Linked DNA regions of Homo sapiens: region 2 is linked to region 1. Evidence: read pairs that join two places in POLR2A ChIA-PET (ENCODE). Cell type or tissue: Caco-2. All regions are shown on one strand.

The links. Peaks named below come from ENCODE experiments on the same cell type or tissue, not always from the same donor. Only the 100,000 strongest peaks of a DNase experiment are listed, where the experiment ranks them.
Region 2: POLR2A ChIA-PET joins it to region 1 with 5 read pairs; 1 of 35 experiments calls an interaction of 5 or more read pairs at or near these places.

The regions. Positions count from the first base shown.
Region 1 is chr11:75,010,117-75,015,116 of GRCh38, forward strand. NEU3 (neuraminidase 3) reads left to right here. Exons shown (of 3, transcript NM_006656.6): 3 at 1-791. Among named protein-coding and RNA genes, the nearest start is that of NEU3, 24 kb to the left of the region's middle. In Caco-2, no CTCF peak of the experiment used is centred here; a DNase peak (open chromatin) is centred at 3,115.
Region 2 is chr11:75,103,234-75,108,233 of GRCh38, forward strand. No RefSeq gene overlaps it. Among named protein-coding and RNA genes, the nearest start is that of OR2AT4, 8.9 kb to the left of the region's middle. In Caco-2, no CTCF peak of the experiment used is centred here; a DNase peak (open chromatin) is centred at 2,328.

The sequences.
Region 1 (5,000 bases):
CCTTTGGTCCTTACCATAGGCTGCCATGTATTATTGTCTATGTTGTGCCCTGTAGGCCTCTGCTAGGCTGTGAACTCCTTGACTGACTCCTCACTGTGTCCTTTTTACCTTGAATCACAGTGGCTTATCTAAAAATATAAGCTTTTTTCTGTCATATTCTGAATTCCCTGAAGGTAAGGACTATGTCTGATTCCTCTCTTTGTCCTCTGCACCCAGCGTAGGGCCTGAAACAGAGTAGCTAGCAGTAAAGATACACTGAATGAATGAATGAGTCAACCATCCTTGGCCTCTGGAGCTAATTGAGAAGGCTAGGGGGAGTTCCGCTGTAGGGAGAAGGATGTTGCATCCCTTTGTAGATTGTGTAGCATTCAAAACCTGCTGAACACTCACCCTCAATGTATATTCTCTGTTCTGGCCTGCTTCAAGGTCAGTTACACTACTTCCTGGGATGGGCCTTTCTCTGGCTTAAGCTTGGTTGTCCCTGGCTTTCCCAAGGATCACAGCCCAAAAGGCACAGTGGGGAAAATTTATGGCCTATTCCAGAAGAGTGAGCAGCCTAATCAAGCCAAGCCTTGATTTGGGGTTCTCACTTCACTGGTATTTTCCCTCTGTCCCTAATTGGGTTTTCTATAGTTACTAGTTTTCCAGGCCTCCAAGGGAGATTCTGAGGCTTGATGTGTTCTGACTGTGTCTTGGCTTTGTGATGCTGAGTGCCAGAAATACTCTGTACTATAAAAACTACCATCGTTCTTTGAAACAACAAAGAGGAATAAAGAACTTAATTCTGGTGACTATTGTTTTTTTTTTCTTAAACTATAAGATGACTATTATACTAATATCTAGTTTGTACCCAACTTGTTTTAAAAAATGAATTTGAGGCAATTTCTTGGTTTTTCATAAGAACTTTTACTCTCAGAAACTTTACTAATGATAATCCTTTGCACTTTTACACATTGTTATTTGAACTTAATTACCTATTAAGGGAAGCAGAGCAGGGATTACAATGCCTGCTTACGGAATACAATGTCATACACTAGCTTTTAAGAGGAGGAGCCAGAGGTACAGAGTCACCACTGACAGCAGTGCTGGTGCTTGCCACTGCATATCTTACCCTTTTTTCAAAACACCTTGAGATTATTCTCAACTTGTAGCTGAAGGGGCCACAAATATTTATTAACAGCCAAATCAAGTGGAATGATAGCTTTAACTTAACTGCTAATTTTTACTTGACTTTGTTTGTTCCATTGAGACGTTTAAGGCACTACTGAATTTGGCCAAATTTTTCAGCATAACTCCTTAAGCTCTGTCAGTAGGTCAGTCTGCTCTCTTAATTTCACTATTGGAAAGCTTTCAGGCTGGGCATGGTGGTTCATACCTGCAATCCCAGCACTTTTGGAAAGCTGAATCACAGAAAAACATCCTTGGCTGGTGGAGAATGCCTGTGTCAGTAGAAAACTGAAAGAAGGGAGCCAGGCAGAAACTGATAAGGGTTGAGAGGCGGCAAGAGTCCTGATGATAGCCAGTAGGGTCCTTCACTGTTGTGGGAACCAGTGACCCACCAGCCTTTATTTCTTAAGCTAGCTTGAATTAGACATATCTATATATGTAGCTTGCAACCAAAAGAATTTAAGTACCCATCCTCACAGAAACTTGATTAATTGGTACCTAAACTTGTTAGTCACTACCTGGAACTGAAATGTAAGCCATGAGGAGTTAACTTTTTTTTTTTCCTAAGTTTGCATGCACTCTCTTGCCTCTATTGCCTCAAGAAGCCTTGATAGAATCCCCACTTGCTCATTGCCTGGCTTGGGTGTTACAGCTACCTTGATCTCCTCTTTGGTTACGTTGTATGCAGTTTGTAATCCATCTTCGTCCTCTTTGCTTATAAGTGCCTTCTTGAGGGGTGGCTTTGAGACTGCTTCATCAACATCATGATCTGGCAGTTTTGACAAAGATTCCTTGGTTGATTGATAGTCCCTGAGTGACGTGTCCAGTTTCCGTCTGCATGCATTTACAGCCATGCAGAGGTTTGGGGACTTAGCGGGTGGTAATTCCTCACATCCTCGTAGCCTAAATACTTTGAGGAAAGGAAATAGTTCCTCACCATTTTCCTCAATCAGGCATCTTCTGACCATCAGGAACCTCATGATGTCATGACCTACTCCAGTCAACAAAGCTGCATGGTTGAAACCTTCCTCAATGAACCTATGCATTGTCACATATGGTGTCATTTCAGAAAATGTGGCAATGAGTTTAAATTGGCTTATAAAGGTACACGGGGTCATCCGTAGGCTTGGGTGAGCATCAAGTTTAAAACGAAAGTATGTGATTTTGATGTCAAGGCCTTTGCATGCTAACCATGATGCAGCCTCTTTAAAGTCACACACAGGATCTAGATCGACTGACAGAGACACCTCCAGGCCTGACGGTAGATAGTAGAGTATTAAACCTTTTGGCGATTTGTCGCATTGGATTGCCACTCAGCTTGCACACAATGTAATATATCAGAAGACAGCTTTAGCGACTTTGCACTTGTGTTGAAGTTGCTCATTTTGTTCCAGTCAGCCATGAACCATGGAGCATTTTGACCCTCTTTTCCCAAGACTGATCTGTCTGGAGTAATGAATTCTTTAAGCTCTGGAACGAGGGTATAAAGTTGATCAAAAGTAGCAACGAGCACTGTGATAGTAACTGACACAGTACCTCCCAAAGTGAGAGAGTTTGCTTTTGGAATTGAAGGAAGAGCTGTGCAACAGGCAGCGTACACATCTTAAGTGAGGCAACACAATCACAGGTTGATCACCTTCGCTATGTTCTAGTGGCATGTTTGCAGGTTCCAATCACTAGGAGCTTTAATGGCTTTGTTAACCTGTTGGTGATGTCGCATGAAGATTGTCTGACAAATTACTTTAAATACTAAAGTTTGATAAACAGTATTACCTAACAGTACATTACCAGGAGAGACATTGGGCTAGAACAGAGAGAGAACTGGACTAGGAGGAGCCAGGAGTTCAAGGTCCTTGTCCTAGAGCTTGTCAGTGACCTGATGGATGACTTTGTGCAAGTCACTGGCCCTCCTGGGAACCAGTTGATTCAGCTCTATCATGAGCACAACCCTTGCCCAGCCCCCTCACCAGAGAGTGGTGTAGATCTGATGAGTCAGTGAATCCTCAAAAGGGTTTAGAAAACAGTGAAGTGTTGTGTCAATAGGAAGAAGATAAATTGCCATCCTCCCTTTGATCTCCATTATCCTTCAGCACTGGCAAGATTTGACTGTTGGATGCTAAGAATGAGAGTGATGCAGAAAGAGGGGAGGAAGGCAGGGCCCACTGAGGAGGGAACTCCAAGGTGGACGACCGTCATGCCTTGCCTCAGTCCATCCTTAGCAACTGCAGGCCTGATGATTTTCACCAACCTTCTGACTGTGCCCCAGACTTTTTGCTCCCCTGCTATGAGGAACAACCCAGCCTGGGTATGGAAGAGGGAAATCTCAGCCCCAAGTAGTTGGGAAGGGACTTGGTCTGAGTGGTCTCTGTCCTCTGCCCACCACAAGGCCAGGTATATTACAGTATAGGAAGAAGAGTACAAGGGAAATAACATTTGTAAAGTGCCTACTATGTACTTTGGGTTATACATACATTCTCTCGCTTAATTCAGCAAGCCTGTTTAGAGTTAGGAAAGCTGAGATTCAGCAAGGTTACACAATACATTCCAATGTCACACAACCAGTAAGTGTGACAAAAACCTCTGTTTTTGTCGTATAGCAAAGAAGAGGCAGAACTGAGGGGCAATGTTTACCTTGCAGGTTGATATGAGGCAAAGATAGTGCCTCTTAAGTCCTTGGAACATGGTGGACATTCAGCAGCTGGTAAGAGGCAGCTGATGAGGCAACTGTAATAATGTATCTTACAGTGCACTAGAGTCACCTCTCAAACCAAAGGTTTCCCCCTTCCATTTTATCCAAGAGAAATGCATTCATTTCTCTCCTTGGAAGCCCAGACCTAGCTGGAGATTATTTTCCAGTGCCCCCAAGCTTCAGATCAGATGGCTTCCAAGACTCAGAGTCATCCTAAACATAGTTTCTGTTGTCACCAACTAGGAATAGAATCAGAAATGAGAACCTGGATTCTCTTAAGGTGTAAACAGAACTTGATAGCAGATGAAGCTGACTTAGTGCCAGAGGCCTCAGACACGAGGCAGATCTCTGAGTCACAAGTTGGAGATAGATTCTGTTTGGGACTACAGCCAGTAACCCTGTCTCTGCCTTTCCCCACTATGGGGCAGTCTCTGAAGCTGTACCCAGTGACTAGGTCTCAGCCCACCATTGCAATGTGGATGTTCCTTCACACATCATCCCTAATCCTCACAACAGCCAAAGAAGCAAGGCATTGTCCCCAACCTGCAAATCAGGAAACTGAGCCCTGGAAAGATTGAGTCACTTGGGAAAATATAGGTTTTTCATCTGTAAAAACTAGAATAGGCTGGGCATGGTAGCTCATGCCTGTAATCCCAGCACTTTGGGAGGCAAAGGTAGGTGAGGAGTTCAAGACCAGCCTGGGCAACATGGTGAAACCCTGTCTCAACAAAAAAATACAAAAATTAGCCAGGTGTAGGGGCACGCACCTGTAGTCCCAGCTACTCGAGAGGCTGAGGTGGGAGGACCACGTGAGGCCCAGGAGGTTGAGGCTGCTGTGAGCTGTGATTGCGCCATTGCACTCCAACCTGGGCAACAGAGTGAGACCCTGCCTCAAAAAAAGAAAAAAAGAATAATAAAAATACCTTTTATCTCTGAGTCACAAGTTGCAGATAGATAAAACTTTTTTAGATAAAAGTTTAAACCTTTGGCACATAGAAGATGTTCAAAACATGGGAGCTGCCTTGATTATTATTTTTTCCTACAGTAATCATACTAGCCCATAATGTGTGCGCAATGTGTATGTGATGGTCTGGATATATGTGTCCTCCGCAAATTCATATGTTGAAACCTAACACCCAAGATG
Region 2 (5,000 bases), 93 kb after region 1:
TGACTAAGTATTTTTACTACATGTGATAATTGAAGTCAGGTTTTGAGCTCAATGTTTTATTTGATTTTAGAAATATTTTAAACTAGCTTTTGATATATTAGAATTTATCTTTTTATCTTTATTCTTTCTCCCTCTCCCAGCTACATCAAGATATAAAATATAGCACATAGTAGGTTCATGATATATGTACTTACTATGTGAATGACAGCTATGTCATTTAGCTGACAGTTTTAATTTTCTTGCGAAGCGGTTTAGGTAGCCACTTTTGAGGACAGATAAATGATTAGGTTTAAAAAATTCAGATCATTGCCACATGTAAAACACATTAGTTTATGTAAGCATCCCAATGTTTGGTTAAAAAACCAAACCTCTACTGGAGAGAATCAGTAAAATTAGGACCATTAGTCAGACACACTATGACTCAGAATGAGCACTGCACTCTGAGATAAAAATGAGATCAATTTTAAGACAGTGTTTTCCGGATGTAAGTGTGCCTCATGTGAGTTTAGTGTGAGGAGGCTCCTCAGATAACAAACCTAACTCAAGTGGGACTTTGATACTGCCAGACCCTCATCCTATATGTCTCTGTTCTTTTCTCTCATCTCCTCTTCTCAATGACTTTTCCACACCTTCTCTTCACTCCTCAGTCCACCAATACCTCTTCCCATCGCCACTCCAGCAATCAAGTGATAACTCCCACAGACTGTCATCCCACAACCACCCACCTACCAGCCTCTGCACCCACACACTGCGCTTTCCTACCTGTGACCACAGATGAACTCCTCATGCCCTTATGTAAAGTCAGTCACAGCCTGGGCAACATGCAAAACCCCATTCCTAAAAATAAAAAATTAGCTGGGCATCTTGGTGTATGCCTGTAGTCCCAGCTACATAGGAGGCTGAGGTGGGAGGATTGCTTGAGCCCAGGAGGTCAAGGCTGCAGTGAGCCATGATTGTGCCACTGCCCTCCAGCCTGGGCAATAGAAGGAGACCCTGTCTCAAAAAATAAAAATAAAGCCATTCACTTCAAATCTCCCCTCTCTCCTCCATCACCAATTTTTCTCTCTACTGAATCATTCCCACCAGTGTACAAATACATTGTAATTTTTCCCACCTTAAACAAAAATTTTATCTCTATAAACTGCTGATTACATTTTAAAAATCAAGGGGCACAACACCTTGTATAGTAGTAGACTATAGTAGACTACTATTCATTCAGAAGGAGTGGAAATATAACTCTATAGTCATATTTATGTATCACATAGCAATATTTATAAATTATATATATGTGTAAACATGTGAAAATATCTTCTATTAAAAATAGAAAGAAAAATGTTTTAATGAATAAAAATGGTTTCTTTAAAGGGGATGCAATAGGTGGAAGGAGCAGGAATGGAAGCTAGAATTCACCAAAAATGCCTTATTTTATAATACTGACTTTAAAAATTGTTATAATTATGACTTTAAAAATTATAAGGGTGGTGGCTCACGCCTGTAATCCCAGCACTTTGGGAGGCCAAGGTGGGTGGATCATGAGGTCAGTAGATCGAGACCATCCTGGCTAACGTAGTGAAACCCCGTCTCTACTAAAGATACAAAAAAATTAGCCGGGCGTGGTGGTGGGCCCCTGTAGTCCCAGCTACTCGGGAGGCTGAGGCACAAGAATGGCGTGAACCTGGGAGGCGGAGCTTGCAGTGAACCGAGATCGCCAACAGAGCGAGACTCCGTCTCAAAAAAATAAAATAAAATAAAATCATGTACTCTGCTGGCCATGGTGGCTCATGCCTATAATCCCAGCACTTTGGGAGTCCAAGGCAGGAGGATTATTTGAGGTCAGGAGTTTGAGACCAGCCTGGCCAACATGGTGAAACCCTGTCTCTACTAAAAATACAAAAATTAGCCAGCTGTGGTGGTGCAAGCCTATAGTCCCAGCTACTTGGGAGGCTGAGGCAGGAGAATCACTTGAACCCAAGAGGTGGAGGTTGCAGCGAGCTGAGATTGCGCCACTGCACTCCAGCCTGGATAAGACAATGAGACTCCGTCTCAAAAATAATAATAATAAATCGTGTACTCTGCTGAGCTCTCTAGGTCCCCCGTCTCTCTGTGTGGGGGCCTCTCAGGCTTTTGTGACAGGAGGGGCAAATGCCTTCTCTTGGAGAACTCACTCCTGATAGAGCCTAAACCAAAGGTAGACCTTTCCATTATTGTTCCCAAGCAGAGACTCCAGGCACATCCCGGGTCGCTTTTGTCTTCCTTTCTCCCGGTTGCTGCAGCCCAGCAGGTGTTCTGTCTAGTCACTGTCTGCCCACTCTGCTGTTGGCTCCGCCTCCTCAAAGCCAAAAGGAGCAGTCACGAGGGCCATTGTTGCTAGAAGGGACCCAGATAACTGAAAGCTGTAGCTGTCCAAAGAGAAGCCTGTCTCAAAGTTTTCAGGGATTGTTCTGAAAACTTTGACATGTGCGCACTACATATGTGCTTGGGTCAAGCCCTGGACTGGTGCATTGGAGCTGAGGAAATACTGGCTTAGCCTACTTCAGGAGAAGCCTCTGATGGGCGGTCCTGCCAGCTTCAGGTCCACATCCACATTGCTGCTCTTTGACCTCCACTGATTCCATGAGCAGTTTGTCTTTGATTTTCTTGGAACTACGTCTACATTCTTTTCTAGAACAAAAGCATTCGTGATGTGTAAAGAAATCACGATTCATACTGTACAATCTCAATCTCATAAAACTGGATGTTATACCTATATTCACAGAGGACCTAGAAACTGTAAACTGCTTGTGATTGTAGGTGACTTTGTTCTTTACTTCTTGTGTTTTTAAGTTTCCTAAAATGCACATATTAACTTAAAAAATAAGGGTTATGTCACTAATCATTAGAGAAATGTAAACTAAAACCACAATGAGATACCATCTCACACTAGTCAGAATGGCTATTATTAAAAACTCAAAAAATAACTCATGCTGGCAAGGTTGTGGAGAAAAGGGAATGCTTATACACTGCTGGTGGGAATGTAAATTAGTTTAGCCACTGTGGGAGGCAGTTTGGTGATTTCTCAGAGAATTAAAAACAGAACTAACATTAGACCAGCAATTCCATTATTGGGTATATATCCAAAGGAATAATCACTCTACCATAAAGGCACATGCACATACGTGTTCATCACAGCACTATTCACAATAGCAAAGACATGAAATCAATCTAAATGCCCATCAACAGTAGACTGGATAAAGAAAATGTGGAACATATACACCATGGAATACTATGCAGCCATGAAAAGGAATGAGATAATGTCCTTTGCAGCAACATGGATGGAGCTGGAGGCCATTATTCTAAGTGAACTAATGCAGAACAGGAAACCAAATACTGCACGTTTTCACTTTAAGTGGGAGCTAAACATTGAGTACACATGGACACAAAGAAGGAAACAACAGACACCAGAGCCCACTTGAGGGTGAAGGGTGGGAGGAAAGTGAGGATCACAAAACTACCTATCAGGGCCAAGCACAGTCACTCATGCCCATAATCCCAGCACTTTGGGAAGCCGAGGTGGACGGGATCACTTGAGGCCAGGAGTTCAATACCAGGCTTGGCAATATGGCGAAACCTTGTCTCTACCAAAAATACAAAAATTAGCCGGGTGTACGTAGTAGCACATACCTGTAATCCCAGCTACTCAGGAGGTTGAGGCAGAAGAATCACTTGAACCCGGGAGGTGGAGGTTGCAGTGAGCCAAGATTGTACAACTGCACTCCAGTCTGGTAACAGAACGAGACTCTGTCTCCAAAAAAAAAAAAAAAAAAAAAAAGACAGTCCTGGGTTGCTCATTGCTCTATGATTGATTGTGAAGCCTAGCTCCCAGATTTTGAAGTGGTGACTGGAAAATGCTTTGTCTAAAATGAACATGGGACAAATGACCCTCCTGTGTGAGAGCTCCCTAATAAAGAATCTCAGAGGTCACCCCCATGAGCAGTACAGGAGTTGAACATGGACTATCATCATTCTAAAGGGTTAATGCTCAGTTAACTAGAGCCCCATCCCAGCAGATCCAATAGAAAGGTTTTCAATGCACCCAAAACGATGCAAACTGCACTTCCCTGGACATTGCTGCAGTCAGAGTGTGAGTCATGGGCTGACTGTCTCCACGTTAGGCTGAGTTGGGGGGTTTGAGTGACAGAAACTAAGAAGGTCATAGCCAGAGGAGCCGTAAGAGGCCATCCAGTCCAGCTGCCCTTTCTCCTCCCCATTCCTCCTTTCACTGCTTTGCTGACACCCCAGCGAAGAGGTGGTCCAAGGCTTTTCACTGCCAGGACTATCCAAGGGTCATATCAGGCTTGAGTCACCAGCAAAGCAGGGTCACCAAAAATACTTCCTGAGAGAATGTAACATTTGATATTTCAAAACATCATTCAAATAGTCCATCATAGGAAATATCAGAATTTGGCTGGACTGTCTCAACACTTATTTTATAGGTTAGGGTTCTTATTTTATTTTGAATTATATACTACATCTAAGTAATACAGCCCTGTGCTTAGGGCCAAAAGACATTTTCCCAGGGCACAGAACTTGCCCAAGCAGATCTTTCCTGTTGGGTTTTTACAGTGCTGGTGGGGAAGAGGGGTCAGAAAAACCAACCACCTGAATGTCCATCCTGCACTTTCTGTACGTCATCTCTCCCCATCAGACAGCTCTGCCAGGAAGTGCTTATGCCCCTTCAACTAATGAAGAAAACTGAGGTCAGAGAAGGCCAGGCCCTCCTTCAAGGTCACAGTTGGTGAGTGAGAGCAGAGGCTACTCCTGGAGCCTGGCAACCCACAGTCCTGCCTCCTGGGCCAGCTCTAACACTCTTGCTGTGACTGTGGGTCTCTGAGTCTTGATTTTCTCATCCGTACAGTGAGGGGTTTGAGGAAATCATCTCTGAGATGTTTCCAAATCAATGAGCTATTTTCTGAGTGTCCCTCTGCGTTTTGCAGAGTGGGGGTTCAGAGACAGATGTCACA